Regions from separate parts of the Mus musculus genome. Here region 2 is linked to region 1. A link is a loop called in an ENCODE intact Hi-C map of the cell type or tissue named here. Cell type or tissue: left cerebral cortex. All regions are shown on one strand. Links, peaks and the distances in the headings refer to the core of each region. The heading gives the core; the rest is flanking DNA. Region 1 holds the start of Sp3 (trans-acting transcription factor 3). Region 2 holds the start of Ola1 (Obg-like ATPase 1).

The links. A loop is a pair of places that touch in the nucleus more often than their neighbours do. Peaks named below come from ENCODE experiments on the same cell type or tissue, not always from the same donor. Only the 100,000 strongest peaks of a DNase experiment are listed, where the experiment ranks them.
Region 2: it touches region 1 in a loop (9-fold over the local background); 3 of 42 quality-filtered maps call a loop at or near these places.

Annotation. Positions count from the first base shown.
Region 1 is chr2:72,976,363-72,984,690 of GRCm38, forward strand. It overlaps Sp3 (trans-acting transcription factor 3), which reads right to left and starts at 4,084. Exons shown (of 7, transcript NM_001018042.3): 1 at 3,888-4,084; 2 at 3,125-3,270; 3 at 2,536-2,667. The coding sequence starts at 3,894. Sp3os (trans-acting transcription factor 3, opposite strand) reads left to right here and starts at 3,070. Exons shown (of 3, transcript NR_045269.2): 1 at 3,070-3,233. In left cerebral cortex, for the core only: CTCF peaks have their summits at 2,196 and 4,592; DNase peaks (open chromatin) are centred at 2,290, 2,771, 3,176, 3,509 and 3 more places; H3K4me3 peaks cover 3,688 bases; H3K27ac peaks cover 2,927 bases.
Region 2 is chr2:73,211,080-73,219,407 of GRCm38, forward strand. It overlaps Ola1 (Obg-like ATPase 1), which reads right to left and starts at 3,368. Exons shown (of 11, transcript NM_025942.2): 1 at 3,207-3,368; 2 at 1,781-1,881. The coding sequence starts at 1,881. In left cerebral cortex, for the core only: no CTCF peak of the experiment used is centred there; a DNase peak (open chromatin) is centred at 3,378; H3K4me3 peaks cover 1,712 bases; H3K27ac peaks cover 554 bases.

The sequences.
Region 1 (8,328 bases), core at 111-8,110:
GTATTCACTTTTTAAATGTGGCAACATTTACCTGCAAAACTAATAAACATTGAATTTGTAACTTAAACCTGTGATTCTTATTACATATGTTTGTATAGTTTATTTCACAAAAGCACAAATAAATTATCATTAAGGTCATGCCTGTAATTTGGACAATATTCGCAGAGATCTCATTTCCTAATTATTAATAATAAAATACAAAGGAACTTTGCTGCATCATCTCTGGATGCCCATTACAGGTCATTATAGATGAAACCACTGTGTCTGTCTAATCTGTAGCTCTGCACACCCTTGGCCAGGATCCTCTATAAGTTCCAAACTCAAATGGTAAAGTCAGTCTCTAGTGAACACTGGCTTCTCAAGGTACTCATCATCTAGAAATACCAAGCTAAATTGTCATTAGGTTGAGCATCTGCATTTGGCTTTGGACAGAACACATTAATAGATATCTTTGTCTAGAACCTAGATTAGAAAATGAACATTAATGGAAAAATTGGCAAAACTCAAAATCTGTAGCTACCCATGTTAGTGATACACAGATTTGAAAACTGTGCCACAATAAGGCAGCACGGGGGGTAGCTGGGTAAAGGTGAAGGTCGTGACTCTGACACTGGATTTCCTGCTTTGCCCTAAATCTAAAAACATCCCACAACCCTCAAGACACTACGGTCCTCTAGTGATCTCCAGTAATTTTAGAGTACTTAAATATATTTAAGTATAGTTTTAAATATTGAAAATATCTTTTAAGCATTCTGAAAAAAACTTTAAACTACTTTTAAACTAGAAACCAACTTTTTTCCCCATTAATGTTCAGACAAAAATGACAGCTCTCATATTTTTCACCTTATTCAACTTTCAGCTCAGTTTACTTCAACTTTGCTCAAAGTGAAAAATTTGGAAGAACTCAGATTTATCGAGCATCAAACATGCACCAAAAAATTCCAAGTTTAGAGGCTTCTCTAGCAAACTGTATTTTCATATTATTACTTTTACTAAATTCAGAGTGTTCATGTTCATCTGGCAGGAAATGGTGTTCTTAGTAATGTTGTGATAGGTCAGAGATCTTAAAGAAGCCCAAGAACATGACACAAACACATGGCTGGGGTCAGTCTAGTGATCCACTAGAGTTGGAGTCTAAGCATGATGCTTTCAACCCTGTGCTTCTCCTCACCACTCCCCTCCCCATCTGTAAGCACATTCTGAAACTTTGATAGTTACATGAAAAATTGCACTTTATTTAAAGTTTATTTTTCAATTTTACTTCTGAGGTAGTTTATTAAGGAAAACAATAAACTTAATTTGACACTTTGGGACTAGGGAAATATAACTTACTTTAAAAGTTTACTAATCTGCTTAACGTTTCTTTAAATTTAAAAGTTTTCCCAAACAGCTTTTGATATTTTAATATGCTTAAAAAATACATGACATTAAAAATGCTCCCACTGTCCATAGTCTAATTTCAGACTAAAAATATCTATTTACTAATACAGAGTAACAACGTTGAATGACTAGTATACAACAGCTAACTTTTCTAACAGTGACAACTAAACTGACACTACATAAATCGATTGCTATAAACCTCTTAAAAACTTAGTCTTGAGGCGTGTTTTAACTATCTTAACAGGTGAACACACCTTTTCACAGTAAGCTAAGAGCAGCAATGGTCCACACAGATGTAAAATTCACATTGTCTACAGCACCTAATTTTACACTGAGTCTTCACTAAGACTTGCCGCTCCTCTCCACAACCTAGAGGTTCTAAAATTTACAAAAGAATCCCATCAGACTCGTTATAATAAAAATAACATTTAGCCAACCAATTTCAACTCTTAAAAGTATGAAGTGTGCTAACAAGCATGTAAACAAAATGACTTTCATCTACTTTTTAAGATTGATATTCTAGAAAACCTCAAAGGCCAAAGTTATTACTAACTTCAAATTCAAATTTCAATAGCCTCCCAACTATTTCACTTAACCCTACTCAGAACAAAACTAGTGCAAAGTTGGAGTAGTCTGCAAAACGCCAACAATTCTGAATGATCAGGTTAAAAAATAATAATAATAAAAATGTTCGTCCCTGCGTATAAAAGAACACCCTCCTTAAATGATCAAATACCCAAGATCTGGAAACTTGCTCCAGATTCAAAAACTCTAGAAACTAGAGCCATCCTTGCCTCGGTAGGTGATACTATCTGTGACCGATAGGCTGTGCTTGCAAATGTAGTGCAAAGAGCGAGTGAGTTTTCAAGTCCTGATACGAATTACTTAAACATCCATTTTGGAGTCCCGTGCCCACCCCCCACCTCCTCCGTCTCAGACTTCATTTTGTGAGGAATTTTGCGCGCGATGCCGCAGTGACAATCTCCGGAAAGCGCGGGCCGGCCCGGGCTCCCACCGGGGACGCGAGCGAGCAGGGAAGCGCGGCAGAGCCGGACGGCCCGCGCGTGACGGCCGCGCGGCGGCGGGAGGCCTTGGGCTGGCGGGCTGGCGGGCGGGCGCGCCGCAGGCCCGGGATGGCGGGCGGGCGGGACTTACCGCTCCGGCGGCGGCGGCGGGGACCCCGGCGGCGGCGGCAACGGCCGCCTCCTCGTCGTCGTCGCCCGGCGATGGCGGCCCTATCTTGCTGCAGGTAGCGGCCAGCAGAGCGAGCGGTGACGGCTGAGTGTCCTACCCGCGATGGGCGGGTTCAGAGAGGGAGACAGGGAGGGGGGTGGCGGTTAGGGCCGGGCCCGCTCGCACAGGAAGTACGGCTCGCTCCGCGCCTGGCCGCGCCGCCAACCCGGCCCCGCGCTCTCCTCCTCCTCCTCCTCCGGGGTCTGCGGCGCCTCTCCCCGCGCTCGGTGGCCCGCGGCGGACGGCTGCGCGCCGGGCCTCTTCCCTCCGTCCGGATCCCACCCGGGAGGGCGCGCACACTTGCACACTCACACACACACAAACACACACACAAAAAGGCGGCGGGCGGGGGCGCGCGGGCGGGGTCGGAGCGTTGGCGCCTCGGGCGGGCAGCTCCCGGGGCGGGGGAGGGGCGGGCGAGCGCGCGCGGGAGGGAGGGAGGGAAGGAGGGAGGGCGAGGGGAGGAGAAAGCGGCGCGCGGGGAGCCCGGCCGCGCTCAGCCGCTCCTCACCTGGGCCGCCGCCGCCGCCGCGCCGTTTCCGTGCTGCTGCTGTTGCTGCTGCTGCTGCTGTAGATACTCGCCGTGGCCGCCGCCGCCTCCGCCGCCGTCCACGTCCAAGGCAGCCATTTCCTCTTGTTTCACGGGCTTTTCGGGAGCTGCAGGCACAGCGCGGGGGGAGGGGGGAGGAGGAGGGTGGGGTGGGGAGGAAGGCGGGTGCGGGGAGGGAGGGGGCCCGCGAGCCGCGGCCACATTAGTGAGCGCCGGGCGGCCCGGGCCCTGCCCCTCCCCTGCCCTCCCCCCGGCCGCGGCGGCCACGGCGGCGGCGGCGCGCTCCCTCCTCCCCTCCTGCTGCCCCCGCCCGCCGCGGCTGTAACCCTCCTCCTCCTCGTTCCCTCCTCCTCCTCCCCGCGCTGCCCCTGCCCCCTCTCCTCTCCTCTCCTCTCCTCCCCTTTCCCTCCGCGGCGCTCGCTCCTCTCGCACCGTCAGTCACTCGCACACGCCCGCCCGCCGCCGCCGCCCGCGCCCGCACACAGGGGGGATGCGCTCCCGGCGGACCGGGCCGCCCGCCCGGAGCCCGGCGGGCACTCGGCGCTGGGGCTGGAAGGGCTGGACAGCTGGCTGGCGGAGATGGGAGTGCGGCTTTCTGCCTCCGCCGACACTCGGTCGCACGCTCCCGGAGGCCGGGAGCCGGCGGTGGCGGCCCCGGGCTGGCTGTGGGCGGCAGTGGCAGCGGCGGAGGCAGCGAGGGTTGCTCTCTCTCGGCTTTACGTACCGGTCATAGTGTGTTTAGGACAGCTCAGGCGGGGCTCCCCGCCGCCTTACACATGGTGAGAAGCGAAGGCGGCGGCGGCGGGAGAGGATGCGGGAAGCGGCGGCGGACACGGCCGGAGCGGTCCGGGGAATTTTTTTTTTCCTATTTTGATTGACTGTGCGGGAAACACAAAAGGTGGAGCCTCCAGCCCAAAAGGGGGGAAGAGGGCGACAGCCCGCCCGGAAGTTCCGCCCCTCTTCCCGGCTCTCATTTGCCGCTAGGCTCTCCGTCAGCTCTGTTCATTGGTCCGGACGCCTGTCCGTCGCTCGGCCTGGCGGCGGGCTTCCTGTTTGCCCCCGGGTTGAAGGGGAGAGACAATGAGCGGCCGTGGCGCCGTAGGTTCTCCAGAACGGCCCCGGCTCGCGCGTTACCCCGCTGTGCCAGCCTCGTTCCTCGGCTGCGGCTGCCAGACCCGAGGCGCAGGCCTCTTCCACTGGCTGGCCCTGTGTGCAGGCCTCGCCAGGCTGTCGGGGAGCCGAGCTGGGGAGGAAGTCCGTCCCCGGTGGCTCCGGCTCCACTCGACGTCTCCTCCATCCTGGCAGCCGACCGGACTGGATCTCCCCAGGGCCCGGGCGCTCGGAGCTGCGTCTTGCCAGCGCTGCCAGGAGGCCACCGCCGCTCGGCCCCAGGGCTGCTGCTGCTACTGAGCAAACCGGACCCGCCCCACGAGCCCTGGGGGAGGGAGCTGGTATTGGGGGAGACACCCCCTCCGAGGCTGGAGGAGGACGTTTTCACACACATTCAGCTCTTGGTCGCAAGTCGGATCCATCACCTTCTCATCCTCCCGAGCTTAGCCCGTGGTTACCAACCATCTACTTTTGTGGACCCTGGAGGCGGGCACTTAGAGCAAAAAGATATCTCCAGTCCCTTCATAAAGAAAAAAGGTTTTAGTTCTGGCCAGTGATATCAAAGCAGGCTTAGTTATGTTTTTATTCAATGAGATACAGTCACCCTTTAAAATCAGTTTGCTGCACACACAAACTACCTGCTTCTTAACCAAGAAAGTCAGTCAACATTTGTTAAAACAGTACATCTAAAAAGTATCCTTCCTCTTGGGAGCGTTTAGTTACTTTTTTTTTTTTTTTTAAATTTTGTACTTAGTGGTGTATTAACACCCCTTCCTTTGACATCCTCAATGCCTTGCAGTCAGTCATTCAGGAGAAAAAAGTGTTCTGCAAACAACAGACAGAACGTTGTCTATTACCTCTAGATACTTTTGCTTAAGAAAGGTTGAATTTAAGAGTAGGAAACACTATCCACAATACTTTTATTAGAAATCTACCTCAAGCAAGAATAAACATCCCAATTATTGTACTTGTATGTTTTGTATGAGGTTGAAGGCAAAGCATTTAAACTAGCTTTGTATACACGAACTTGAAAATTCATGGGGGGGAGGGGCAGTGCATACATCGGTTTCAGAAGCCTTTTTGGACTTGTTTTTTTGTTTTTTGGTTTTTTCTCGTTGGTTGTGGTTTTTGTTTTCAAGACAGTTTCATGTGTAGCCTTGGTTGTCCTGAAACTGGATTTGTAGACCAGGTTCACCTGGAACTCACAGAAACCCACCTGCCTCTGCCTCCTGAGTACTGGGATTAAAAGTGGGGGCCATCTCCGCCAACTACTTCGTGGTAATTTTTAATACAGTGACACATGTTCTCTTTCTCTTGTGTCATGCAAGCAAGAACAGTCTTTCAGGGCCAAAAACCAGATAACTCAAACTAGCTGTTTTGAGGCAAAGCTCTTAAAAATGCACATCAGTGCTGGGCGGTGTTGACACACGCCTTTAATCCCAGCACTTGGGAGGCAGAGGCAGGCGGATTTCTGAGTTCAAAGCCAACCTGGTCTACAGAGTGAGTTCCAGGACAGACAGGGCTACACAGAGAAACCCTGTCTCGAAAAAACAAAAACCAAAAAAAAAAAAAAAAAAAAAAAAAGAATGAACATCAGCAAGAGTATGACTCAGCATAAGGTGAGATTCAGTAGACTTCTCCAACCACAGTTGAGTCACTGTGACACCCTATGTTAAGATGACCAAAAGCAAAATGGTCTCTTGCAAGAATACTTATTTCTTAACTAGTGCAAATACACTAAAGTATATGCAAAGCATAAAGCCGGTATTTAGATAAATACATGTAGTAACATACAGTATAATTTACGGTGGATTAATATGTTTTTGTACAGTCATTAAATGAGAATCAAGTATTATCATGAACAAATCTCGAAACAACAGTAAGATCTGTTTTCCCCTGTCCCCACGACTTGGCCCAGTTTCTTGTTTTCTCTCAAGATTTTCACAAGCTATTCCTGGCCAAGAAACAAAACCAGATCACCCTATTCCCCAGTAGACTAGGACAAAGTTGGTAATAACATCAGCTACAACTCCAAGAGAAGGAAATCAAGCTTAGTCTGTAAGGTACCTCACTGACTAGCTAGAAACGTTATATGGTGTCATGGTCAGCGATTAGTCTACCATATCAAACTAAAATGGAGGTACTATGGGGGGGGGGGGGGGTTTGGGCTCTGAATTTTTTCTTCATCTAATGAGTAGGTTCAGAATATGTAGACCTGTGCTAATTATTAAAGGATATTTTAAAACATACTAAGTTGTGACTATATACGGATATACATAATAACTGTTAGTGTTAGTTTTACTTGTCAATTTAACACAATCTAGAATTACCTGAAAAGACAGTCTTAATGAGGGATTATCTGGATCCGTCTGACCTGTGTCTATGAGGGACTGTCTTCATTAAATTAACTGATATGGAAAGACATAGTCCACTGTGAGTGGCACCGTTTCCTTCATTTATTTGGGTCCTGGACCATATAAGAGCAGAGACAATAGGCTGAGCTGTAAACATGCAAGCATTCAATTCTCTTTTAGTAAGGATTCGATGTGACCTAAAGTCCAATATGACTGAAGTTCCTGCTTCCTTGGGTTCCCTTCTAGAAAGGACTGAAATAAATTTTTCTTCTTTTAAAGTTGTTCTTTGTCAGGGTATTGTATCACTGCAACCAGAAATGATAGCAATACAGAAATTCACTGTAAGTCTTCAAGATGCTAAGTTTTAAACAGTTAAGGACAAAAGTGAGGACCAGCCAGATGGCTTAGCAGATCGGGAGGGCTTGTAGCCAAACCTGACAACACTTCAGTCGCAGGAATCCACATGATGGAGAAACTGTCCCTCAAGTTGTCACCTTACCATGACACGTGCTGTAGTATAAAGCACAAATTCCATAAATGAGGAAAATGAGATTTAAATGGAATTCCTAGGTGTTGTGCTTACATGTCCAAGTTTTAGTTAAGTTAGGCTGAGGGTATCACCATACTTCATATTGTGTTAATATTACGCAATCCTGTTTTAACCTTTTTAAACAAATGAGTACCTGTCGAGACAGTAAAACAAGCATGTCCTGACTGACCAGGAAGAGTCAGTGACTCCATATGACGAAGGCTCCAGCCTTAGCCACTAGAAAATTGGACTGAAATGAGGACTGGGAGCAACTCGGAGACAGTTGAGGCATACAGGTCTGGGTGCCAGAAGATGGACATGGCCTATGGGTGGAAGGATTTGGATGCATGGATAAAACAAGGAGGGGGTCACTGCGCAGACTCGGGAGCCTTTGCCACGTTCTTAGAACTCTGTCCATGAACAAGTTCCTTGGCAAAAAAAAAAATTCTGCCAGGCCTGGTGGCGTACACCTTTAATGTCAGCACTTGGGAGGCAGAGGCAGGCGGGTTTCTGAGTGTGAGTTCCAGGGCTACACAGCACCCTGACTTTAATTAATAAATAAAAAATTTTTTTAAGTTTAAAAAAATTAAAAACTTTTCCATGTAGGTCAGGCTTGGTATACCTTGTAATCCCAGGACTTGGCAGGTTGAGGCAGGAGAATCTCAAACTCAAAGCATGCTGGGCTACACAGTGAAACTGTCTCAAAATGAGAGGTAACAAGGGCCAGCTGTAATCTCAGTGGTCACGGACTTATCTAGTGTGTCAGCACCTCTGTGTTCACTCCCCACGTAACCCAGTGTATAAACCCTCCACGGGATGGTGCAGGTACCTCCGGGGCTGTTCTGTTTCTTCCTTATGCAAGCTCTCCAGAACTTGCCTTCCTGACACCAGTTTCAACATACAACCCTGAAACACTTCCTCCTGAGAATGCTCTCCTCCCTAAACCTCAGCTGCTTTCTGGTTTTCTCTCAAATGAAGTCTCCATTTTTGCTACACTGTCCAATTTAAAAAAAAAAAAAGAAAAGAAACAAAGAAAAAATATATAGGGCAGTGAAAATGCTTGTTGTCTGTTCCTTACAGCACCCACTAACCACACACAACCATTAGTGCTGGAAACATGACCGAGTGGCTGGGCAATTGAGTTATTTTAATGATTGTAAACTTAAATGACT
Region 2 (8,328 bases), core at 113-8,112, 230 kb after region 1:
AAACACAGTAAATAAAATGTAAGTCAAGGGGCTGGAGAAATAGTTCAGTGGTTGAGAGCACTGGCTGCTTTCCTAGAGAATTGGGGTTCAGTCCCCAGCACCCACATGACGGCTCACAACTGCCCGGGACCTGACACCCTCATACAGACATGAATGCAGACAAAACAATGACAGCAACAAAAACAAAAACAAAAACCAAGGCATATAAAAATGTAATTCAAAATATTTTTCAATTTTATTGTGTTTAACATACATACCTCAATAAAACTGACGAGGAGGACTATTTTGAAGCTGAAACTACTAATCACTATATTCTATTCTGTAACCCCCAAAAGACTTACATTAAAATAACACTTAAGATTTTAGATAGCCCTTTTCAATTAGTCCCATTTGAAGTAGAAATGGTGTGAATACACTGATTCCAAAGATACGAATGCTAATATCTAAAATCCTTCTACTAGGGCAGAAAAACTCCCTGCAAACATTATGATCAGTTCTTTGCTCCCAACTTACTGGCAGTACCCTACAATACTTGGCTTGATTATTTGTTTTGCTATATTTATATTTCCACTCCTTATTATTACTCTACAAGTAGACTCTAGCACAGAAGGAAACCCCTTCAAACTGTAACCCACTCTAGAAGAGGCTGAAATTTGGACAATCACACTTGCTCATGTTTTATACTTCAAGAATCCCAGACCTGGGAAGCTTGAGCACACCGTGCTGCAGTCGCTGAGGACTTTGTAACAGGAGCTCCAGCAGGCACACAGACCACCACAGCGTTTTATATACCCCTGATGTACACATCTAAAAGTACATCCCAAAATGCCCCAGTGAGCGTCATAAACCCATGCTGTGTCTATTACCTTAATCACTGAGAAAGAGAGAGAGAGATTGACTGATTGATTGATTGATTGATTGATTGACTGATTCTTGGTTCTGAGAAGAGGTTTTTCTGTAGCCCAAGCTAGCCTCAATCTCACAGGACTGCTCTTGCATTAGCCCCCAAAGTGCTAGGATAAAGATGTGAAGTGCCATGCCTGGCTAAGATAGTTTTTAAAAAATGAAAAGAACCAGGCGTGTTGGCGCACACCTTTAATCCCAGCACTTGGGAGGGAGAGGCAGGTGGATTTCTGACTTCAAGGCCAGCCTGGTGAGTGAGTTCCAGGACAGCCAGGGCTATACAGAGAAACCCTGTCTTGAAAAACCAAAAAACAAACAAACAAACAAACAAACAAAAAGGAAGGAAGGAACCGACACTGAACATTTAAGTTACACAGTTGTAAGATTAACCCCACATAATATCTTCTATCATTGTCTTCTGTGCAACTATATGGTAGGTATGGTTAACTTTAAAGACATGATAAAATACAGTACTTTGTTTTCAGAATTCCCAAGTTTAAACACCTTTTGTGTGCACACATGCGTGGCATCCATGTGCCTGTTCAGATGTGTGCAGACACGGGTGCATGCGTGTGTGCTCATGGCAGCCCAATGCTGGGGTGAAGTGTTTTCCTCAGCTGCACACCACCTTACATATAAAGCAGGGTCTGCTGCTGAACTCGGAGCTCACCACTGTGGCTAGACTGGCTTGCCAGCTTGTTCTGTGGATTCCGTTTTGGCTTTTAAATCTGCAGAAACAGGAGCCTTTTACCTACCTTCTAACAGTATATTCAAAGCAGTTACTTCTTTCTCCAATAAAATCTTGTGAGTTTCTATTTCTATAACAGGACACAAAGTTTACAAAATCAAAATAAGAAAAGTCCCAATTTTTACTTACCCAACATTTGGCAATCCAACGATACCAATTTTCAGTGAGGTTCCAAATCTTCCAATAATTGGAGGCGGTTTAATTCCATCTCCTCCCTTTTTCGGGGGCATCTAAAATATCAAAATGAACTTTTAAGACTCCCCTATAAACAAAACACATGTCTGTATACAGAATATATTACTGGGTAGTAGACAAGAAAACCTACTGTCTGTACCAATCCACAACTAAAATATGAGCAAAACCCATACTTTTTTTGAGGGGAGGGTCTCTGTAAACAGATCTGATTCTAAAATGTGTACATGTATCACTTCTGAGTAGTCCCAGAAACACTGCAGCAGCGGGAATCAAAGATAAACTTAAAACTTAGTTCCAATCCTCCGTGCTGGCTGCCGACAACCGCCTTCTTAACCTGTCATAGTATTTGAAGGAAAGCATTTGGAAGGAGAAGAGACACAAGTCTAAGGAAGCCCATTACAGAAACACCAGCAACCATGTCACCTCTCGCCAATCATTCCTCCACCGCTTGGAACCCGCCTCTCTCCACAACTCAGCGTTCACCACACTGATGGTCACTACTAGGCCTGGAGGTCCTTCGAAGCCAGACCTTTTTGCCTTTGACACTGTAGGTAAGCTTACCGTCAGTCCTTATTAAACAGTTTTTGAAACCCACACTCTACACTGGATACTTTGAAGGCACTCACCTTGTCGTTCCTTTTCAAGATCCAACCTAGAGCTTTCATGTATGCTAAAAGCAAGCGCTCTACCAGTAGGCTATATACAGCCCTATTTCAAATACCTTTTGATTGACAAGTCCAAACTTTCTGTCTTTTCTTGTCCTGGCTCCAAGGTCCACTGTGCAAAATTGATCTCACTTTTAACACTGCAACAGGAACCTACGAGGAACTGCAACCTTGCGCGTCTTAGAACCTGGAAACTAAAACTGTCCCTGCCTTCTGGCTGGTTGGACCTCCTAGAGCCACGCTGCTCCTCCCTCCTTCTCCCCACTCCGCCTGCTCCAGAAGTGATACTCCAACCTGTAATCCCAGACCGGGAGGCCAAGGATCTCCCATTTTGGGGATCCTGACACCTGTTCCGGGCCTCCAATGAACAGCTGCATGGGGAGAGCCCGTCCAGTCCTGGAGCCTACAAGGGGTGACCTACAAGGGGTGCCCCCGCAGTCCAGCCAAGCAGGACCTCCGCACACCACCCTTCCCCTCCTGACCCGGCATTGGCGTCCCGCCCTGAGGCAAGACTTTCCCCCAGACTGCGGCGAGAGCCAATCTCGTGGCCGCGCGGCCTAGTCCGAGGGCGCCTCATTCATCCACATGCCCCAAGCTGTCCGCTGCCCTCAGCCCGTCCCGGCGGCCGGTCTCCGGCCTAGCGCCAGCCTCGGAACCACTGGCCCGGGAGCCCACGGGCTCCTTCGGGGACTCACCGTGCACCGGGCTAACGATCGCACGGGGTCCCGGACTGCAAAGACCGGTGTCGCCGGCAGCCGGAGGTGGGGAAGAAGGCGGAGAGAGCGCAAGCCCGGCCCTCCGCCGAGCCGCACGCACGACGGCAGAGGCGACGGAACGGGCGGGCCGGGGCGGCACCTGTGCGCAGGCCACGCCCCCACAGGGTCACGCCCATTGGCCCGGATGCCCGGGCCCGGATGGGCGGGGCCTACGAGGAGGAGGGCGCTCAGCAGCACCGGGTTTCTGCGTCTCTCTACACGTGGGCTTCCACCGAGCCTCCAGGTTTCTTTCAGCTCCACTGCTCCGGTTCCGGGCTCCTGCTTCGTCTGGGATCTATCTTGTCCCTGACTGATCGTGCCCAGATCAGCCTTTGCTACCTGCACGGAGCCGCCCTTCTCCCCTTTCCAGTAACTTCTTTCAGATGGGTTAACGATGAGAAGCCATTAAACTTTCTTCAAGGGAAAAATGGACCAAGGAAAATTTCGGATCCAAGACGCACTTAACAGCCACAGAAGTGCATAAAACATTTAAAGAGTCACCATCTTCTTCCTCGTCGCCGCACATACATCCCTTTCCTCTGCGAGGTTAAGAACTATGAGAAGGAAACATGATTTCTTCCTGGTTCTAAAATGAGACTACTGCGATCCATCTCATAAGGCTATTGGTAGGATTAAATCAAATAATATGTATAAAGTCACCTTCTAACTACACTATGAGCTCCACTGGGACAAAAAGGTGTTTATTAGGTTTTCTCCAATGACTTTCAAGTATTTGTTACAGTGAATGTCCAGAAATTATAATTTTTTTTCAAACATACCAGTTGCAAATAAAAGAAAAGAGTGTGAATTGGTTGCTAATCCCCAATTTGCAGATGACAGAATAGTATCAGAAAAGTATCAGGTAAAGTTTCACAACTAAACTAGTGACAGAAGACACATGTCAAACCCTGATCTCTCTGCAAAAATCTGAGTTTTTTTTTTTAATTATGTTTATTGCCTATTGTATGTGTGCTTGTGTGGATTCGCTCTTGTATACAACAGTTCTGGTGAGGTCAAAGAACAGCTTGGAGTCAGTTCTCTCGTACTTTGCAGGTTCTGAGAATGAAACTCAGATTCGTAAGGCTTAGCAGCAAGCACCTCTCCATACTGAGCCATCTCACAGATCTAGAACTCTTCACTTTCTGTCAGAAACTTTTTGAATGGTGTGACTGACAAGCAGCAGCTGAGCCACTGTTTGTAATAAAATTGCATTAAGGTTTTTCTGTCACCCCGTGAGAGTGATCTTAGGAAAGCCTTAGAGCTCTTTTGATACATTTTAAAGACAGGGTCTTTGTCTTTAGTTTTGCTATTGGTTAAAGATTGTTACTGTCAAAGCAGTCACGTAAGTCCTTACTTTCTACAGTTACTAATGCACTACACACTCAGCCTAGTATCCTTGTCATCATTGTATGTGTAAAATAGACCCCAGGGATAAGCAGTACACAGCTTGTAACCGCCATCGAGCTAACGCACATGAACAGCACAGAGGTCTGAGACATTAAAAAATAACGCTATTTTCAATTACTCTGATCCCCCCCCACACACACACACACACACATATCATGGCTTTATTATGTAGCTGTGCCTTCCTCTGCTCTCATCCCCTAGCTAACAACCAAAAGCCAACTGCAGCTCTAGACACTACTAAAATGTCAGGAGTAGAAGAGGAGGAAACATGTCATCTAGTGGACCCCTAGGAAAAACAGGCAGTGTGTCTCAGAAGCCTCTAGCTGACATCTTCTGTTTCACTGGGCAAAACTAGGTGGATCCTTCATGAGTCACAGGTGAGGGGTGTTTGGAGTGTGGCGGTGCTAGGCAACAAGATAAATGAGTTACGTGCAAGGCAGGATAGAATAAGACAACACAAGATTGTATAATTTTCTTCAGAATGACATGATTTAAAACTTGGCAATTAAGCCGGGCGTGGTGGTGCACACCTTTAATCCCAGCACTCGAGAGGCAGAGGCATTCGGATTTCTCAGTTCAAGGACAGCCAGGTCTACAAAGTGAGTTCCAGGACAGCCAGGGCTATACAGAGAAACCCTGTCTCGAAAAACCACAAAAAACAAAAAACAAACAAACAAAAAAAAACCCGTGGCAATTAGTTATTTCTGGAATTTTCCGTCTAATACTCTAATGTTGCAATTGGGCATGATATAATAAAACCATGGAAAGTAAAACCACAGGTAAGGGCATGGGGCTATAGTACTAGAATCACCATGGCCCATTTTGGGGTGTAATGGCTCAGTGGACCCAGGTTTGATTCCCAGCACCCACATGGTAGCTCAAAACTGTAACTCTGGTCCCATAGAATCCAATGCCTTCTTCTAGCCTCTGAGGGCATCAGACAGCCATATGGTGCACAGACATCAAGACATAACACCCATTTATATCAAAACAAAACTTAGGGGGGAAAATTCTTCCCTTTAAAAAATATGTATATGTTATGTATATGTTTAGGTAGGTGTGTGTATGTGTACATGTGTCTATGAAGGCCAAAGATTAGCCTCTAATGTCAGGAGTCAGCCACCTTTTTTTTTTTTTTGGACAGACTATCTTACTGGGACCTGGGGCTCACTCATCAGGCAGGGCTGGCTAACCAGTGAGCCCTGGTCTTCCTGACTCCACATTCCCACCACAGGGATTATGAACACATAACCTCCATACCTGGCTTTTTATATGGGTACTGAGGATCAGCCTCAGCCTCAGCCTTGCACATCGCATACTTCACCCAGTAAGCCACCTCCCAGCCCTTTTCTTTTAAAGACATAGTCTCACTGTTTAGACCAGGCTGGCCTCAAACTCATAGTCTACCTGCCTCGGCTACCTGAGTGTTGGGATTACAGATATGCAACACCATATTTACATACACTGCCCTCAAGCCTTGCTGTTTGTAGCACATGAACTTTCTGGCCGGAACATATCGGACCTGGGATATCAAATCCAAGCTGAAGAAATCAAGATTCTTTTCCTTTCTGGAAGTTGGAGTCAAGCCATAATAACAAATGCTGTTGGTTGCTTAAAGGGGAACATAAAATCAGGGCTAAGGACTATGTTAGGCACTTTTTTTTTTTTCAACAGGAGGCTATTCTAAAGAAAAAAAAATAAGGAGGAAAAGGGTCAAGCAATCATCAGATGGTCCTGGAGAAACTGAAAGAGGAGAGAGCAATCACAAGTTCTAAGTGTCCAATTCCAAATGTCTAATCCATCGAATGGCCTGTTTACTTTTTAACCCCAGGCTCTCTGATAACCTTGCTTTCTACCGAGAACTTCCATTTTCTGTTTAAATTGGTTTACAGTGGATTTCTAATAGCCAAGCAATATTTGCAGTGGCCAAGGCAGACAAGAACTTATAGCCTCCTAAGAACTATCATAATGCACGTGGGAGGCACATCATCCCTCTTACCTGCAGTCTTAGACAACAGTTTCCCAGAGTGTGCTCGGTGTAACTGGGATTCTCCAAGAAGCTCTGTTGAGTAAGGGATGCAGGATCAGATGAGTTCCAGAAGCACTACAGAATCTTTTGGGAGACTGATATAATACTTGAGACAATGATTGGTTTTGTTGTTTTAGGATTGGTATAAAAATACCTCCATTTTTATTTTACTTATTGTATGTGTTTGAGTGTTTTGCCTGTATGTATGTTGTCTTAGTTAGGGTTTTACTGCTGTGGACAGACACCATGGCCAAGGCAACTCTTATAAGGAACAACATTAAATTGGGGCTGGCTTACAGGTCCAGAGGTTCAGTCCATTATAATCAAGTCATGGCAGCATCCAGGCAGACTATGGTGACAGAAGGAGCTGAGAGTTCTACATCTTCATCTGAAGACTGCTAGTGGAAGACTGACTTCCAGGCAGCTAGGATGAGAGTCTTAAAGCCCACACCCACAGTGGCACACCTACTCTAACAGGGCCACACCTTTTTAATAGTGTACTCCCTGGGCCGAGCATATATAGATCATTATGTATGTCTATGTACCACATGTATGTCTGCAGCCCACAGAGGCCAGGAGACAGTGTCAGACCCATCTTCTGGGACTGGAGTTTATGGATGGTTGTGGGCTGGCATGTCGATACTAAAAATTGAACCCCTGCCCACTGGAAGAGCAGCCGGTACATGCTTTTAACTGCTGAGACATATGCCCAGACCCATAAACAAACAAACCCAAAAAACAAAACTCACCTATTAAATCTCAAAAGCTGGCTCAGCAAGTAAAGACACCATCAAGCCGGACCACTTGAGTTTGATCCTCAGAATCCACAGGGTCAAAGCAGAGAACCAGCTTCCATAAGTTATCTTGTGCCCACTACACACATGTGCACACACATGCTCACATGTGGACATAACACATGAGAATAATAAGCATCAAGGTGTGGTAGCACATGACTTTAATTCCAGCACTCAAGAGGCAGAGGGATCCCTATAAACTCATGATCAGCTTGATCTATTCAGCCAGTTCCTGGCCAGGCATGGATTCATAGTGAGAGCCTGCCTCAGAAAAAGAGAGAAAGAAGAAAGAAGCTGTCAGGAAGAAACAATATTCAGGGAACTTGAGTCAGAAGAGCCATTCCAAAAGCACTGTGTAAGTCCAAGTCTATAACATTGTGGAAAGGCACAAAGGAGAAAGAACGGAGGGACCCGTGGGTGCTAAGGGTTGGACAGAGAGCGGGAGGGGTAACTGAACACACAGGGCATTCGAGCAATGAGATGACCTTGCATAACGCTATAAAATAGCTGCTATACATCTATCCTAAGCCAAGGATTTACAGCCCCAAAGTAAACTCTAGAGCATGGGCTTTGGAGGGTAGGTGTCAAAGTTCACCAGCTGTAATAAGTATACTGTGCCAACAGGGAGAGTGGTAATGGGAACCCATGAATTGTAGGGAAAGGTGGGGCATGAAAAATCTCTGTACCTTCCTCTCCACTTTGCTATGAACCTAAGACCACTCTTGAAAAAAAAAAAAAGCTATTGAAAAAGAACTGTGGAGCAGAGCAGTGGTAATGCACGCCTTTAATCCCAGCACTCTGGAGGGAGGCAGCTGGATCTCTGAGTTTGAGG